Linked DNA regions of Homo sapiens: region 2 is linked to region 1. A link is an interaction called in ENCODE POLR2A ChIA-PET data of the cell type or tissue named here. Cell type or tissue: OCI-LY7. All regions are shown on one strand.

What was found. ChIA-PET counts read pairs that join two places held together with the same protein. Peaks named below come from ENCODE experiments on the same cell type or tissue, not always from the same donor. Only the 100,000 strongest peaks of a DNase experiment are listed, where the experiment ranks them.
Region 2: POLR2A ChIA-PET joins it to region 1 with 6 read pairs; 2 of 35 experiments call an interaction of 5 or more read pairs at or near these places.

What each region holds. Positions count from the first base shown.
Region 1 is chr17:66,701,465-66,709,464 of GRCh38, reverse strand. The region is part of intron 8 of PRKCA (protein kinase C alpha); the gene reads right to left. Among named protein-coding and RNA genes, the nearest start is that of MIR634, 82 kb to the left of the region's middle. In OCI-LY7, no CTCF peak of the experiment used is centred here; DNase peaks (open chromatin) are centred at 3,174, 3,434 and 4,084; H3K4me3 peaks cover 1,652 bases; H3K27ac peaks cover 3,159 bases.
Region 2 is chr17:66,604,087-66,612,086 of GRCh38, reverse strand. The region is part of intron 3 of PRKCA (protein kinase C alpha); the gene reads right to left. Among named protein-coding and RNA genes, the nearest start is that of MIR634, 180 kb to the left of the region's middle. In OCI-LY7, no CTCF peak of the experiment used is centred here; no DNase peak of the experiment used is centred here.

The DNA of each region.
Region 1 (8,000 bases):
GTGGCTCAAGCCTGTAGTCCCAGCTACTTGGGAGGCTGAGGCAGGAGAATTGCTTGAACCCGGGAGTGGAGGTTGCAGTGAGCTGAGACTGTGTTACTGCATTCCAGCCTAGGCAACAAAAGCAACACTCTATCTCAAAAAAAAAAAAAAAAAAAAAAAAAAAGAAATCATCTCAAAAGAGACTTCTCTACAAGGATTCATGAAGGTGAGACTTCTCTACAAGGATTCATAGGGGTAATCCCCCAACTTCATAAGCAGTGAGAGGTGGCTTCCAGGAGAGAATTTGAGAGGGATCAGATGATCAGATTTCTGAACCAAAATCCCACAGCCTGAATGGGTCATCACAGCCCTGAACCTGAACAGAGGAGATCAGAGGCAAACCAATCCTACGTGCTCAGTAAGGCTTTGTCTACTAAAATGAGAAACTAGTCAAATCATGAGTTTTGCATCTCTTTTACCAGGTATGGGTTATCTTCTATTCCAATTTATCATTATGGGCCTTTAAAAGTCAGTAATCACAAATCCATTTATGATTGTTCCTAAAATAGGCCATTTTGTTCCAACCCCAAAAACTCTATTTTAGGATAGCGATCTTAATCCACATCAAGATTAAAGGGAACTAACAATAGCAACAAAAACACCCTTATTGCAATCTTGGTATTGGACAGAGCCTTAGAGGAAATTTAATCAGGCATTTCTCCTACATCTTTCTCAGAGGGTTGCCTGATCTTTGCTTGGATATCTATAGGCATAGGGTACTCTGTATTGAGTAGCTGGGATGCCCTGAGAAGTATATGGCATGACTTTAGGAGGTTCCTATCTCCAACTGCCATCTGCAATAGGTCACCTGCTTCTTTCTACAGGGAGACAAAAAACATTTAGCAGAGACACCTTGATACAATTGCTATGTGGCTTCACAGCCTTCCGGCAGCCACTGGGTAGTTATTCTTAGACTCAAATGGACCTAGAAAGAACTCTAAGGCTGTTTCACACTTGGACATGACAAACCATCCCAAATCTTCTCTGGGAAAAAAAAATCAAAGGAAAGGCTGAAGTGACCCAGCCCAGATACGCACAGCACCTCTTGCTCTACACATCTGCAAGAGGTCCCAGGGAATCCTTCCCGGACCACACACCTGGATGCTGGGAAGGGAGATGAGGAAGCAAAACACCTCTGCTCAAGGTGAAAGTGGCAAATGGCAGGAAGCTGCACTAGTGCCAAATGTTAACCACTTCGTTTTCAATTAAGTGCTGAAGACACGACAGCCACCGAGTTCCCTGAATTCCTGAACAAGGACATCTATGGCCCCACTTGGTCGGCCTGATGAACTGGGAAGTGCCACCATCATGTGTACATCATGGCGACAGTCCTAATGGGCAAAGAGGCCTCATCCCTGAAAACAAACTAAAACCAAAATACAACACCATGAGCACCTTGGCCACACGTTCCTGGACCCCATGTAGGGAGCTGTGATTTTGAATTCTCTGAGGCCTCTGTGGTTCTAGCTGCCTATAAAAGCCATGTTACATCAGGCGAGCCATAATCTTTTCAGCAGTGAGGCTTACTCAGCATCTCAAGAGCTGGAGATACTGCTACGTGGACAAAGAACTGACTTGTGGCCTGGGTCAGACTCCCGCTGATCTAGGCTAGCTACTGTTTAGGAGACAGGGTGTAAGCTTCCCTCCACTATGAGGGTCAGGGGTCGTTTCCAGAAAGTGGAGATAAGGTACAAGGTCTCATATCCCTTAGTACTACTCCACAATGTTCCCAAGAGCAAGGTTCTGTCTCTAGCCCCAGGGACAGTGCTTGACACAGAGTAGATGCAGCATCCACCAGTTAGAAATGTCCAGAATTACTGATTTCTGGAACCATAAAATGTATGGGAAAGAAACTGGTCCATCTTCAAGAGCAACCAGATTTGTCACACACGTGAGTTTTACACAACTGCTAGAGGAAGAAAGGGAGGTTCTCGTGGCTCTAAAATGGCCTCTCCCCTGAAGGCCTCCAACCAGCCTCATAAAGATGTTGGCTCAGACACCTTCCTCTGGGCTGTCAAAAAAGTGCAGGTGAAGGGTGGACTCCTCATGGGCCTGATGTTTAGACTTCAAAGTATTCAGAGGAGGGCCTGAGGTTCTTACTCTGGAATCAGGAAGGTGACACATCTTACAGGTGTGTCTGGCAAGTGAGTAGTCTTTAGACTGCATAAGTCAAGGCAATTTTAAGAGGCCAGAGAACCACATAAAGGGACTTGTAGGATTTGAAAAGCCTAGGACTGACGGAAGTGGAGGAGAAGGGAGGGTCTTTCCAAGGAGCACAAGCATGGGCTGAGATGCATTAATGAGCATGGTGGATGAATGGAGAGGAGTCAGAAAAGGGGGTGTCATAGGGAAGGGTGTGTGGGAAGGGACAGGGTATGAGACAGAAGCATCAACTCACACAGGAGGTCTGGGTCCTGCACTAACAAGCTTTGAACACACTCCCTTTTGCTTTTGTTTCCCCATCAACAAACACAATCTTAAACATCTCTCCCAGTTTGAATACCCTATTATTCCATTAACCCAGAGGTCACAAACTTTTTATGTAAAGGACCAGAGGGCATACATTTAGGCTTTGAGGCCCATGCAGTCTCTTTTGCAGGGACTCAACTCTGCCGTGGTAGCAAAGGAACAGCTGTGGACAACACACGAATGAATGAATGTAGTTGTGTTAATAAAAATCTATTTATAGGCACCAGATTTTGGATTTCACCAAATTTTCATGTCTCGCAAATATCCTTCTTTTTTTCAACCACTTAAAAATCCTGAAACCACTCTTTTTTTTTTTTTTGAGACAGAGCCTTACTCTGTCGCCCAGGCTGGAGTGCAGTGGCGTGATCTCGGCTCACTGCAAGCTCCGCCTCCCGGGTTCATGCCATTCTCCTGCCTCAGCCTCCAGCTGGGACTACAGGTGCCTGCCATCATGCCTGGCTAATTTTTTTTTTTTTTGTATTTTTAGTAGAGACGGGGTTTCACCGTGTTAGCCAGGATGGTCTCGATCTCCTGACCTTGCGATCTGCCTGCCTCGGCCTCCCAAAGTGCTGGGATTATAGGCGTGAGCCACCGCACCCAGCCTTGAAACCATTCTTAGCTCATAGACTGTATATACAAAAGCAGGTGGTTGGGTGTGGGTCACAGTTCACTGATCCCTTCGCTATTTAATATGGGTACTGGGGGTGATGAAGTCTATCCTTGCTGTCTTTACGACCACAGGAGACTGAATTTGTTTACTCATCAGTCAACAGGTTTCATCTTCTTGACCAGCATTTCTCAAACTTTAATGGGCTCAGGAATCACCTGGGGACCTTGTTAAAATAATATTCTGACTGGGTCAGAGGCTGGGCTGGGCTCTGAACCTCTGCATTATTAATCAGCTCCCATACTTGGAGGTGCAAGATCTAGAGCTCAAGCTGCTCGCCACTTCCTCTTTCAGGATACCCAGGGAGGTCAGAACCCTTGCGATTTACCGCTCCAGGGACAGGCAATCTTAATTCTCTGTAGGGCATGTTTTTTGGGGAAAACAACAAATAGCATTATGTTTGGTGTCACCCTTATTCTAGGTCCCTTAATTTTATTTTAGGGGGCTTTAATTTCCTCTTAGGTGCTTGAGATAGAGCCATGAAGACTTGTGCCAATGTTTAGCTGCCATGTTCATGCTAGTGCCAGTGGACATCGGCTCTGTCTTCCCTCCTTCCAGTTCCTGTAAATGAAGGGTGGCACCCTTGGTACCTGCTCATCCCCTGTGGGTACCAGGGCCTGGGGACATTTGCAAAGCTGCCTCTAACATTTAATAACAGGCTTGTGTGATATTAACTAATATTTCTTCAACCAGCAACATCCACCCACAAGGCCATCCCTGTAACTACAAGACACAGGGCTTTTATGCTGTTTCAGGAATTCATTAGACAGACAACTAGAATGCACAATCTTTTTTGGTTTCCCAACAAAATTATTTCCTCGAGACAAATTAAACTGAAAGCATGCTGCCAGCACTCTAATATAAATGCATGCACCCTCCCTTACAGACTCATGAGAAATTCTGTACAGTTGCTTTCAGAGGCTGTCTTGCTTCCTTTGGGTCTGCTCAGCTGAATGCCAGGTTAACCTCTGTTGGCAGTGATCTAATGAGTGTTTGAAAATGATTTCTACTACTAACCTGTCTCCTATATCAGTTTAAGACTTTGCTTCTAAGACAAAGCTGAAGGATAAGCCTTAAAATATCTCTTTCAACTGCTGTGCATTTTATAGATTTTTTTCCCCCTTAACATCACACAGTTAAGGAAGTAATTAAGTAAGCTATTTAGGGACAAAAAAGCAGAGAGCATATTGGGGCACATAGATTTTTTTGTTTTGTGTCTAAAAGGTCATCTGAAAGTACTCTGGTTTCCATAGTAACCGTGGCAGGGCTGATCAGATCAACAAATAGCTACAATTTATCTGAGGGTCTCTAGTGAACTGTGTTTTGTGGTTTTATTTTTCCCCCAACTGGAAGAGAGCATTCTGAACTAGATAAAGTCTTCAAAGACAGTGGAGGCTTTGGGAAAATCTAATTCTGATAAAAGAGAAAAATGCTTGCTTGCTCTTTCCACATATAACCTAGCAACAGAGTCTCATCTTTGTTGATTTAAGTACCTTAATTATAGTTTAATTGGATCATATTAATTTGTTAATTAGTAAGAAGGATAATCTCAAAATATTTCTCTTGAATAAGTAAAAACAGATACACATTTGATTTTTCAGGCAATCTGAATCCAGGGTGATACTTCCTGTAGTATCTGGACTTATAATCCTCACAAAACAGCTCATTCAAGATCACCAATTTTCTTTTGGCTTATATCTTCATATAGTTCTGAATGGTCACAAATATAAGAACTGTGAAGACACACATATTTCTCTGCATGAGACTTCAGTCATCCCAATATTACTGGGGGTCTAGTTTGGACAGAAGCCATTGTTAAGCTAGCTTGAGATTATTTTTTTGCTCCATGTGTTAACAAATTTTATTATAGAGTTAGTAGAATATGTATGTACAGATAACTATAAGCCTTAATATATGTACTAGTACACTAACAACTCTAAAGCTATAATAAAGATACAAATTAAAATTGAGCGAAGTGTTATAGACACATTTCCAAATAACAGCACTAATTTATGGGACAGAAGATGATGTTTAAGTGAAACCAAATCAATAGTGGTGGTGTTAATAGTGGGGATTTTAAATTCAAGCCCAGTTCTGAACTTAACCTATTCCTGTTTTTTTTTTTTTTTTAACTTTGCTGAGATTATAAATGTAGAAAAAGGTTTTATAGTCAGGCACTACACAATGACATTTTGGTCAACGATGGACTGCATAAATGATGGTGGTCCCATAAGATTATCATGGAGATGAAAATTTCCTATTACCCAGTGATGTCTACATCACAGACACTAACATTGCTGCACAACACATTACATGTTTGTGGTGATGCTGGTGTAAACAAAGGTACTGTACTGCCAGTCACACAAAAATACAGCACAATTATGTATAGTACATCACAGTCGATAATAAATGACTATATAACTGGTTTATGTATTCACTATACTATATTTTTATTGTTATCTTAAGAGTATATTTTTTCTATTTTTTTTTTTCTTGAGATGGAGTCTCGGTCTGTCACCCAGGCTGGAATGCAATGGCACGATCTCAGCTCACTGCAACCTCCACCTCCTGGGTTCAAGTGATTCTACTGCCTCAGCCTCCCAAGTAGCTGGGATTACAAGCTCTCACCACCATGCCTGGCTAATTTTTGTATTTTTAGTAGAGATGCGGTTTCACTATGTTGGCCCAGCTGGTCTTGAACTCCTAACCTCAGGTGATCCACCCGCCTTGGCCTGGCAAACTTGCTGGGATTATAGGCATGAGCCACCACATCAGGTCTTATTTTTTTCTACTTATTAAAACAAAAGTTAACTGTAGAACAGCCTTAGGCAGAGCCTTCAGGAGGTATTCCAGAAGGCATTGTTATCAGGGGTGATGACAGCTCCATGTGTATTACTGCCCCTGAAGACCTTCCAGTGGGACAAGATGCAGAGGTGAGGGACAGCCATATGGATGATCCTGACCTGTGTAGGGTCAAAAAAAAAATTTTTTAACAGAAAAAAAATTTTAAATTTTTAAATAGACATAGAATAAGGAGATAAAAATATTTTTGTACAGCTATACAATGTATTTGTGTTTTAAGTGTTATTTAAGTGTTATTATGAGTCAAAACTTTTTTAAAAGTTTATAAAGTAAAATAGTTACTGTAGGCTAAGGTTATTACTGAAGAAAGAAGATTTTAAAAATAAATTGAGTGTAGCCTAAGTGTTGTGGTGGCTTACAGTATTGTTCTGGCACATTCCCTCACCACTCACTCACTTACCCAGAGTAACTTCCAGTCCTGCAACCTCCATTCAGGGTAAGTGCCCTATACTAGTGTACCACTTTTTTTCTTTTATATTGTATTTTTACTGTACCTTTTCTATGTTTAGATACACAAATACTTAGCATTGTGTTACAGTTGCCTACAGCAGTCAGCATCTGTACAGGTTTATAGCATAGAAGCAATAGGTTACACCCTATAGCCTAAGTGTGGAATAGGTTATACCATCTATGCTTGTGTAAATACACTCTATGATGTTTGCATGATGAAATCTCTTAGTGATACATTTTCAGAAGGCATCCCTGTATAGAGGCATGACTAACAAAATGGTATTAGTCATTGTTTAAGGTATACAATGTGATGTTTTGTGTACATATCCACTGTGAAATGATTACTACAATCAAACTAATTAACATATCTGTCACTTTACAGTTACCATTGTGTGTGTGTGGTGAGAATCTTTAAGATCTACTCAGCAAATTTCTAGTATAAAAACACATTATTATTATTGGTCACCATGCTGTACATTAGCTCTCCAGAACTTACTCATCTTAAAGCTGAAAGTTTGTATTTAACCAACATCTCCTCATTCCTCCAACACCCTGCTCAACCCATGGTAACCACACTTCTATTCTGTTTCTGTGAGTTTGACTTTCTTAAGATTCCACATATAAGTGAAAACATGCACTATTTGTGTTTCTGTGTCTGGTTTATTTCACTTAGATGATAATATGATAATGTCCTCCAGGTTCATCCATGCGTTACAAATGTTTCTTCTTTTTAAAGACTCAATTATATATACATATACACACACATACACACATATACATATATGTGTATACACAATTGAGCCTTTACATGTATATATGTGTGTGTGTATATATATATATATGAATATGCACACACATAAATGAGATATGTATGTGACAGACATTTTCTTTATGCATTCATCTATTAATGAACACACTGTTTCCATATCTTGGCTATTGTGAATAATGCTGCAAGGAACTTGAGAGTACAGATATCTCTTCTGGGACAGTGATTTTTATTTCCTTTGGATATATACCCAGAATCAGGACTGCTGGATCGTATGGTAGCTTTATTTTCAAGTATTTAAGAGACATCCATACTGTCTCTCCATAACTGATATGCCAATTTACATTCCCACCAACAGTGTATATCATTTTCTCCACATCCTCAATAACACTTATCTTTTGACTTTTTGATAACTGCCATTCTAACAGGTCTGCAGGGATACCTCATTATAATTTTGACAATTTTGACTTAAATTTCCCTGATAAGCAACATTAAGCACCTTTTCCTTTACCTGTTGGCCATTTGTATGTCTTATTTTGAAAAATGTCTATTCAGGTCTTTTGCCCATTTTAAAATCTGTGGGTTTTCTTTTTTATTTTTGCCTTTGAGTTGTATTATATGAGTTCCTTATGCATTTTGGATATTAAACCCTTATTGGATATACAGTTTGCAAATATTTTCTCCTATTCCACAGGTTGCCTTTTAATTTTGTTGCTTTGTTTCCTTTGCTGTGCAGAAACTTTTTAG
Region 2 (8,000 bases), 97 kb after region 1:
TTTTTTTTTTACTCACAAAGTGAGATATGTGTAAAATAAAACAAGTGTTTTTCCCATCAATGGTAAGATAAATAAATCCATTATAAAAATGCACCAAGGATTTGAATACATGCTCTCCAAAGAAGATATATAATGACCAATAAACACATAAAAACATGTTCAACATCATTAGCCATAGGGAAACGCAAATCAAAACCACAATGAGGTACCACTTTGCATCCATGAGGATGGCTAGAATCAAGAAGATCTGTAACTATGAATGTTGGCAATGATGTGGAGAAATCAGAACCCTCAACTCATTGCTAGAGGAACCATAAAATGGTGTAACCACTTCAGAAAACTGCCAGTTCTTCAAAATGCTTAATACATGTGACCCTGCAATTCTACCCCTAGGTACAGACCCAAGAAAACAAAAAACATGTGTCCACATGAAACCTGTAATGTTCATGGCAGAATTATTCACAATAGCCAAAATGTAGAGACAACCTAAATGTCCATCAACTGATGATGGATAACCAAAATGTGGTACACCCATACAATGGAGTATTATTAGGCCATTAAAACAATGAAGCACTATGACATGCTACAACATGGATGAACCCTGAAAACACAATACAAGAAGCCAGTTACAAAAGGCCATTTACTGTATTATTCCATTTATGTGAAGTGTCCAGAATAGACAAATCCATAGAGACAAAAAGTAGATTAGTGGTTGCCAAGGGTCGGGATAATGGGGAAAAGGGAGATGACTACTAGTAAGTATAGAGTTTCTTTTAGGGGTGATGAATATATCCTAAAATTAGATTATGGTAGCATTTGTACAACTCTAGGCATACACAAAAAATCACTGAGCTATACACTTTAAATGGGTGAAGCTTATGGGTACATGAATTGTATCTTGATAAATCTATAACAAAAATAAAGCAATACTGGGATATAATAAGAAATATTCACTTGGACTCCTCCCCCAGTTCGTGGCCCAGAGATTCTAAAATCTTTGTAATTCCTGAGCAACAGGGATGTTAGGAGACTTTTTTGTTCTAATATTTGGTCTTTGACCCCAGTTCCTTGTCAGGGATGATAAAATTCCTCTTCAAAGGGTTTAACTTGTAATGTCCTTGTTCTTTGTTCTGAAGCCCAACTTCCTTGTACTCTCGTTTCTAGTATTTAAACCACCCTTCCTGCTCTTGCTGCACCCTGACATGCCTTGTACTGTAATGGACAGTCTCTCCTTTCCCACCCAACTAGCCCTCCGCAATTTCAAACAGTAGCCAGTCGGGTCAGCTTAGATCTTAGGTTGTGCAGTCCAACCCCAATCAATAGGGGAAGGACACAGAGACAGGAACTGAGTTAGGGTTAAAAACCCCTTCCTTCCCTTGTTCGGTGTGCTCTTGCGATCGTGACTGAAACAGGAAGCACCCTTCTGCAGAAGTAAATTTGCTTTGCTGAGATATTTTCTGTTCGAGTGTTATTTCCTTTGCGACTCAAGCACTCATTTCCAACATCCTGAAACAGAGCTAATCCCTTGGAATTTCCTGGGTGATGGGAGTGTCTTTTGTTATCATGGGGTGACTCTGGGTGGGTTCCTGGATACAGGCTGGTCACTGGAAAGACCAAGCCATGACTAGAAGCTTGAAACTTTTAGCTCTACTGCTCCCCAGTCTCCAGGAAGGGGTGAGGGTCTGGAGATGGAGTGAATCATCAGTCATGCCTGTGTGAGAAGGCCTCCATAAAAGTCTCTGGACTTCAGGGTTCAGAAAGCTCTGTTGATGGTGGGTCCGGGGAGGCCATGGAAGCTCTGGGCCCCTCCTCACATCCCTTGCCCTGTGCATCTCCTCCACCTGGCTGTTCATTTGTATCCTTTGTAATATCCTTGATAATAAACTGGTAAATGTAAGTAACGTGCATTCCTGAGTTCTGCGAGCTGTCCTAGCAAACAAGAGAACCCTAAAAGGGGGTCAATTTGTAGCTAAATTGGACATCAGCTATGGGTAACCTGTACTTATGAGTAGTGTCTGAAGCAGGGATGGTGGGGGGCAGTGTTGTGGGACTGAACCCTTATCTTGTCGGACCTGATGCTATCTCCAGGTAGATAATCTCAGAATTACACTGAACTATAGGACACCCGGTTGGTGTCTGCTGGAGAGTTGCTTTGTGTGTGGGTGGGGGGCAACATCTCTCCACATTTTGGTGACCAGAAGCACTTTGTGTTGAGAGTACAGTAGGAAAAAACACTTGTTAGTTTGTTTTTCCTGCAATACAAATTCTTGTTTTCACTGACAGTAAAAAAAAAATAAAATAAAGCCTTGCCAAAACCAAACAAAAGCCATGGTAGCCCCAGTGATCATTCCTTTAGTCTCAATTAGGTGGTATTTGTCTTTTTCCTTCCCTTTTTTTCCCCGTTCCCTTCCTCTTTCTTTCCTCCTCACGTTGACTCTCGGGGTTTCTGGTCAAATCATTCAGACAATTTGACACATTTTTAAGAAAACTGGCCAGCTGCCTGACAAAATCAATAAGATATATTTACATGACAGGCAACTTATCTATACACTGTGGTAAAGAGCTTTAGAAGGTTAAGTCAGACCGACAGGACTGATCGATGATTGGCAATAGGCAAAGTCACAGTACCATTGTTTTAATTTTCCAGGATGGAGCTGGTCTCTCCGGTTTGCTCAATAGACACTGCTTCATATAGACACGCATTACACTTTTCAGCACCTTTACTGCTCATTCATTCATTCATTTACCAGTGGCCTCACACACTAACTAGCGGCAAAGTAGTAGCCCCGTAACCTATGTTTGAAAAGCCAATAGCTACCTTGAAGTCCAATGGAATGGGTTTAAAAGGATCTTAGAAAAATGTGTGAAGAAAGAAAAACATCTCAAAAACACTCAACACTCCTCTGTGTTTAAAAAAAAGTAAGTGAATCATACAAGTCAGATTTATTAATTCTCTTTTAAAATGCTAAGAAGGTCAGCAAAATGATTAGTCTGAGGAGGCCATGAGGAGTTAAGGGCTTAGGCCTATGGGGCAGAAACAGGAGTTCTAGATCCTATATGAGTTCTTCATTCACGCAAACTGCATGGCCTCGTTCGCCTTCCTGTTCTCACCTGTTAAGGGGGAGAGGCGGATTGATTGTGCTGCCCAAACCTGGCTGATTTTCAGGATCACCTGGGAAGCTGTTATTTAATCTTTTTTAAAAGTCTTTTCATTATGGAAAATTTCAAATACATGCAAAGAGCAGAGAGAATAATGGATCCCTAAGTACCCATTACCAGCTAACACAACAATCAACTCTTGGCCTATTTCTTTTCAGGGAGAATAGCTCTACGCTCTTCCCTCCTCCTTCCCAACCTTCCTGGAGACCTTTATGAGAACAGATTCCTGGGCCATACTCCGTGGGTGTCTCATTCATCACGTCCATAACGAAACTGGAGGATTTTTGTTTGTTTTCTTCCTAAAGAGTCAGGTTTGGAAACCAGTGATCTGGAGGACCCCTGAATTCCTTTTCAGCAACAAATTTCTATCGTATAGGGTATACAAAACAACAAATGCCATTAAGTCCAGTTTGTGAAAAAATAAAAATGAATTTAATGTGCAGCATACATAATTTATAGTGCGTTAGGCCACTGATGGGAAAATATTACTCATTAAAATTTAAGTAAAATTTAAGTATGGATCTGGACCTTCAAGAAAGAAAAAGTTCTGTTTAATGCAGGCTTTGGAGAAACCCCAAGTTTTCCTGATTTTAGAACTGCAAATTGTAGATCATTCTAATGACTTGCTTGGAACCAGAGTGAGGCCCTCCACTCCACCACCAACAAAGTGATGATTAGGTAAGTGGGAACACTGCACAATAACCAAGCTCCAAAAGCAAAAGCCAATTGGTGTGCTCCAATCGGTGTGCTCCAATCAGTGTGCTTCAGTCAGTGTGCTCCAATCGGTGTGCTCCAATCGGTGTGCTTCAGTCGGTGTGCTCCAATCGGTGTGCTTCAATGTATTCCAAGACCAGCAGACGACAGAAGTCAGGGCCAACCTCTGGATGCAATAATCAGCACCACCAAAACCCTAATGCGTATCACCCACTCAGAAAGTTCCAAACTTGTAAAAACTGTCTTTGGCAATTTTATCTTAAAATGGAAGAGACTTCAGAGACCATGTAGCTACCCAAACAGATAATCCACCACCTCATTTTAGAATACTTTTAACCTCTTTTTACTGAAGGGTATGTGCCATCAAAATGACAACGTCCACTGAATTAAACATACATCCAGAGGTGAAACCTGGTTGATCCTACAGGCATCTCAAACAAACCCTGCACGTTGGAATCTGACTTCATGAGCCCCCGGCCCCCCACACTCTACCAAATACCGGACTGCTTGTGAGAAGCTAACAGAGGGTGGAATCTAGAAACAGCAGCAAAAGCTCTGAGCATAAGCACTCAAGAGTTCCCTGAATTGGCTAAGGAACCAGATGTTGCTACATGAAAATTAACTTTCTTAGTTTGACGCACATTCTTTGGGATCAATATCAAGACATAAGGGAGGAGAAAATGAGGTGGTATTTTCTAAACTGGACCAAAACAATAACTTTAAAAATTAAGTATATTTTTATCTTTAAATATGCAAGGCTCAGATTTTTGTTTAACTGAGGGGATGAAGTGGAGAATCCATGTCTCTTCCCCTCAAAAGGACAAGCTTTTAAAAGGCAGTTCATGGCTTGCTTGCAACAATTCTCCACTTAACTCACTGTATGTCCGATTTTTTCCCACAGAACTATGTAAATTGGGAAAGAAAGAGAATCATTCAACTCTAGAGTGGTTTGGCAAAAGTACAATTAATGAAAGGTGTTTTAAGCATATTTTTCTCTTATGGTAATAAATGCTTCATTAGTATTTTAATTTAAAGGTCAGCCAAGAGAGCCGGCATCTTTTGATTTTTACCGATTGAAATAATCTGCAAAAACTTAATATTCTAGGAAGCATAACTCTTAGAAATATAAGGTCTATTTATAAAAATGTTTTAAAACTTAAAAGTAATTGCATTACAAAATAAGAAATGAAAAAATTTCCCAGAACTCCACCACAACTCCATCGCTGGGTCATTTTAATTATTTCCTTTCAGTAATTTTAAACTTGCCTGTTTTTTACTGTAAGTTATACTTACAGTACATATAACTTTAAAATCTTAGTAACTGAATTTTTATTTTTCTAATTTTTAAATGACCACATAAATGAGTCATAATTTGCATCATTAGTCTTTCATTTTTATATTTTTGTATGTTTTAGAAGAGATTTCTAAAAATAGAATAGCCACAAATGTTTTACAACTCTTGATATATATGGCCACTGATTTCTAAGAGTAGTATCAATTTACGATATAACCTGAAACATAGAAAAATATTGCTCTCTTTCCCAGCAATTGATAATCATTTTTAAAATGCTTTGCTAATTAAATATGTGAGAAATATTACAGTACTTTATTTTTCTAATTTTAATATCTTTGTTAAAGAACCAGAATGTTTTCCATTTGTCTGTGTGGTAATTATATTCCCTCTACTGTAAGCTCTCTTTTAGAATTATTTTGCCAGTTTATCTACTGGGGTCCTTATACATTCGTATGAGCTCTTTCAGACTTCTTTAATGTTACTGTCTCCTGGTATTTCTTTGGTTTAACTTCATTTTATTATTTTTTTTGAGACGGAGTCTCACTCTGTTACCAGACTGAAGTGCAGTGGTGCAATTTTAGCTCACTGCATGCAATCTCTGCTTCACGGGTTCAAGCGATTCTCCTGCCTCAGCCTCCCGAGTAGCTGGGATTACAGGCACGTGCCACCACACCCAGCTAATTTTTGTATTTTTAGTAAAGACGGGGTTTCACCATGTTGGCCAGGATGGTCTGGATCTCCTGACCTCGTGATCCGCCCACCTCAGCCTCCCAAAGTGCTGGGATTACAGGCATGAGCAGCCACATCTGGCCTCATTAATTATTTTTTATATACAGCTTTGAGATACAATTCACATACCAGACAATTCATCTACTTAAAGTATACAGTTCGATGGTTTTTAATACAGTGTGCTCCCATTATCACAATTTGTCATCTCAAAAAGGAACCTCAAAGTCATTAGCAGTTCCTCCTCAATCCCCTTCAAATGCTCCCCATCCCCAGCCCTAGGTAACCACTAACCTACTTTCTGTCTATACAGATTTGCTTATTCTGGATGTTTCACATAAATGGAATCATACAATATGTGACTTTCTGCGTCTGGCTTCTTTTACGGAGCAGGATGTCTCTGAGGTCCATCTATGTTGCAGCATGTGTTGTATTTCATTCCTTTTTGTTGCCTAATCATGTTCAACTGCACGAATATATCACACTTACTTAGCCATTCATCAGCTGATGGACATTTGGCTACTATGAATGATGCTGCTATGACCCTTCTTGTATTAATTTTTGTAAGAACATATGTTTTCATTCTCTTCGGTATATACCTAGAAGAGGAATTGTTGGGTCTTATGGCAACTTTAACTTTTTGAGTGACTGCCAAATACTCTTCCAAAGGAGCTGTACCAATGTACATTCCAGAAGTTACAAGGTTTTCAATTTTTCCACATCCTCATCAACACTTACTATTATCTTTTTTGATCATGGCCATCCCAGTGAGTGTGAAGAATGTCATTGTGATTTTGATAATTAACTCTTTTATGAGACATATGGTGTATTCCCACCAACATGGAAATCATGTTCTAATGAGAAAAGCACCAGCTTTGGAGTCCCACAGGTCTCATGGGTCCACTTATGAGTTGAGTGACCAGAGGGAATTCTAAACTACTTGGTCCTCAGTTGTGAAATGGTGCTAATGCCTTTCTCACTGTGATCAGTAGCCATCTAATAAAAGGTTGTCCTTGTTACTGCAATACATTGGCCCCATGCTTGGAATAAAACAATGCAGTCTGTGCCCTTTACATACACACGTGTGTACATGAAACCCCATGTACACATGAAAATTCCACCATGACGTGACAAGTGCTCTAATGTGGTATTATTCACAAGGAGCCTTGGGGTCATGGAGGAAGGGATGCTTATGTCTTCCAGGGGACTCAGGGATAGCTTCAGAGTAGCTGACACAGACAAAGTCACTCTTTACCATCCTGGTTTAACAATCTCCATGTTTCTGCCAAGAAACAACTTGGCATCCTATCACAGGCAACGCACCCCCAAGTCCAGTCTCTTGGTGGTTAAAGGTTTACTAAATCCTAGAAGTGCAATCATAATTGTAAAAATTTTACTTTGCACATTTTATGTTTCAAGCTGATTCTAGGTTGTCACTCCCTCAAAGAACACAGAAGATAAATTTGGACTTTCTTTTAAAGAAGTGGGCCTATGCATCTGGCTAAATCAAGTCATACTCAAAATCAAGACTAATCTTTTTGCAGCACTACTTCTGAGCAGATGCTATTGGCATGTCTTCAGAGAATCCTAATTAAGTAGTGTGGTTGTACACTGGTGCTTTGTCCTCAGTGTATGCTGCCAAAATGAATTCAGCAAACCATGTCTTTATTCAGCATCCAGACACAATTTCATCCAGCACTTGGTTTCCACCTACCAAAGGGACTAGAGAAAACCTTGGCTGTGGCAAACATTCTCTATTCCACTGTTTTCCTCTTACAAACAAAACACATGGAGAAACAGAATAACTGTGCATGGCCTTCGGAAATCAAGTTTTCTTTTAGAAACTGACTCCCGCAATATCTACTAATCTGGGATTTGCATAAAGGTTTAAGAAAATGTTTATTATGCCAGGAACCCTCCCTGTTTCCCAGGCCACTTTTTTTTTTCTTGCAGATGTCACCAAAGCTTACCCAAAGCAAGTTCTTATTTAGAGCTATTATCCATTTGCTTTTTCTTTTAACACACTCTGGGAAATCCTGTTGACAGGAGTGGCTCCTAACAGCAAAATTCTGTTCCAGAGGCGATCACCAAGGAGAGGCAGGGAGCG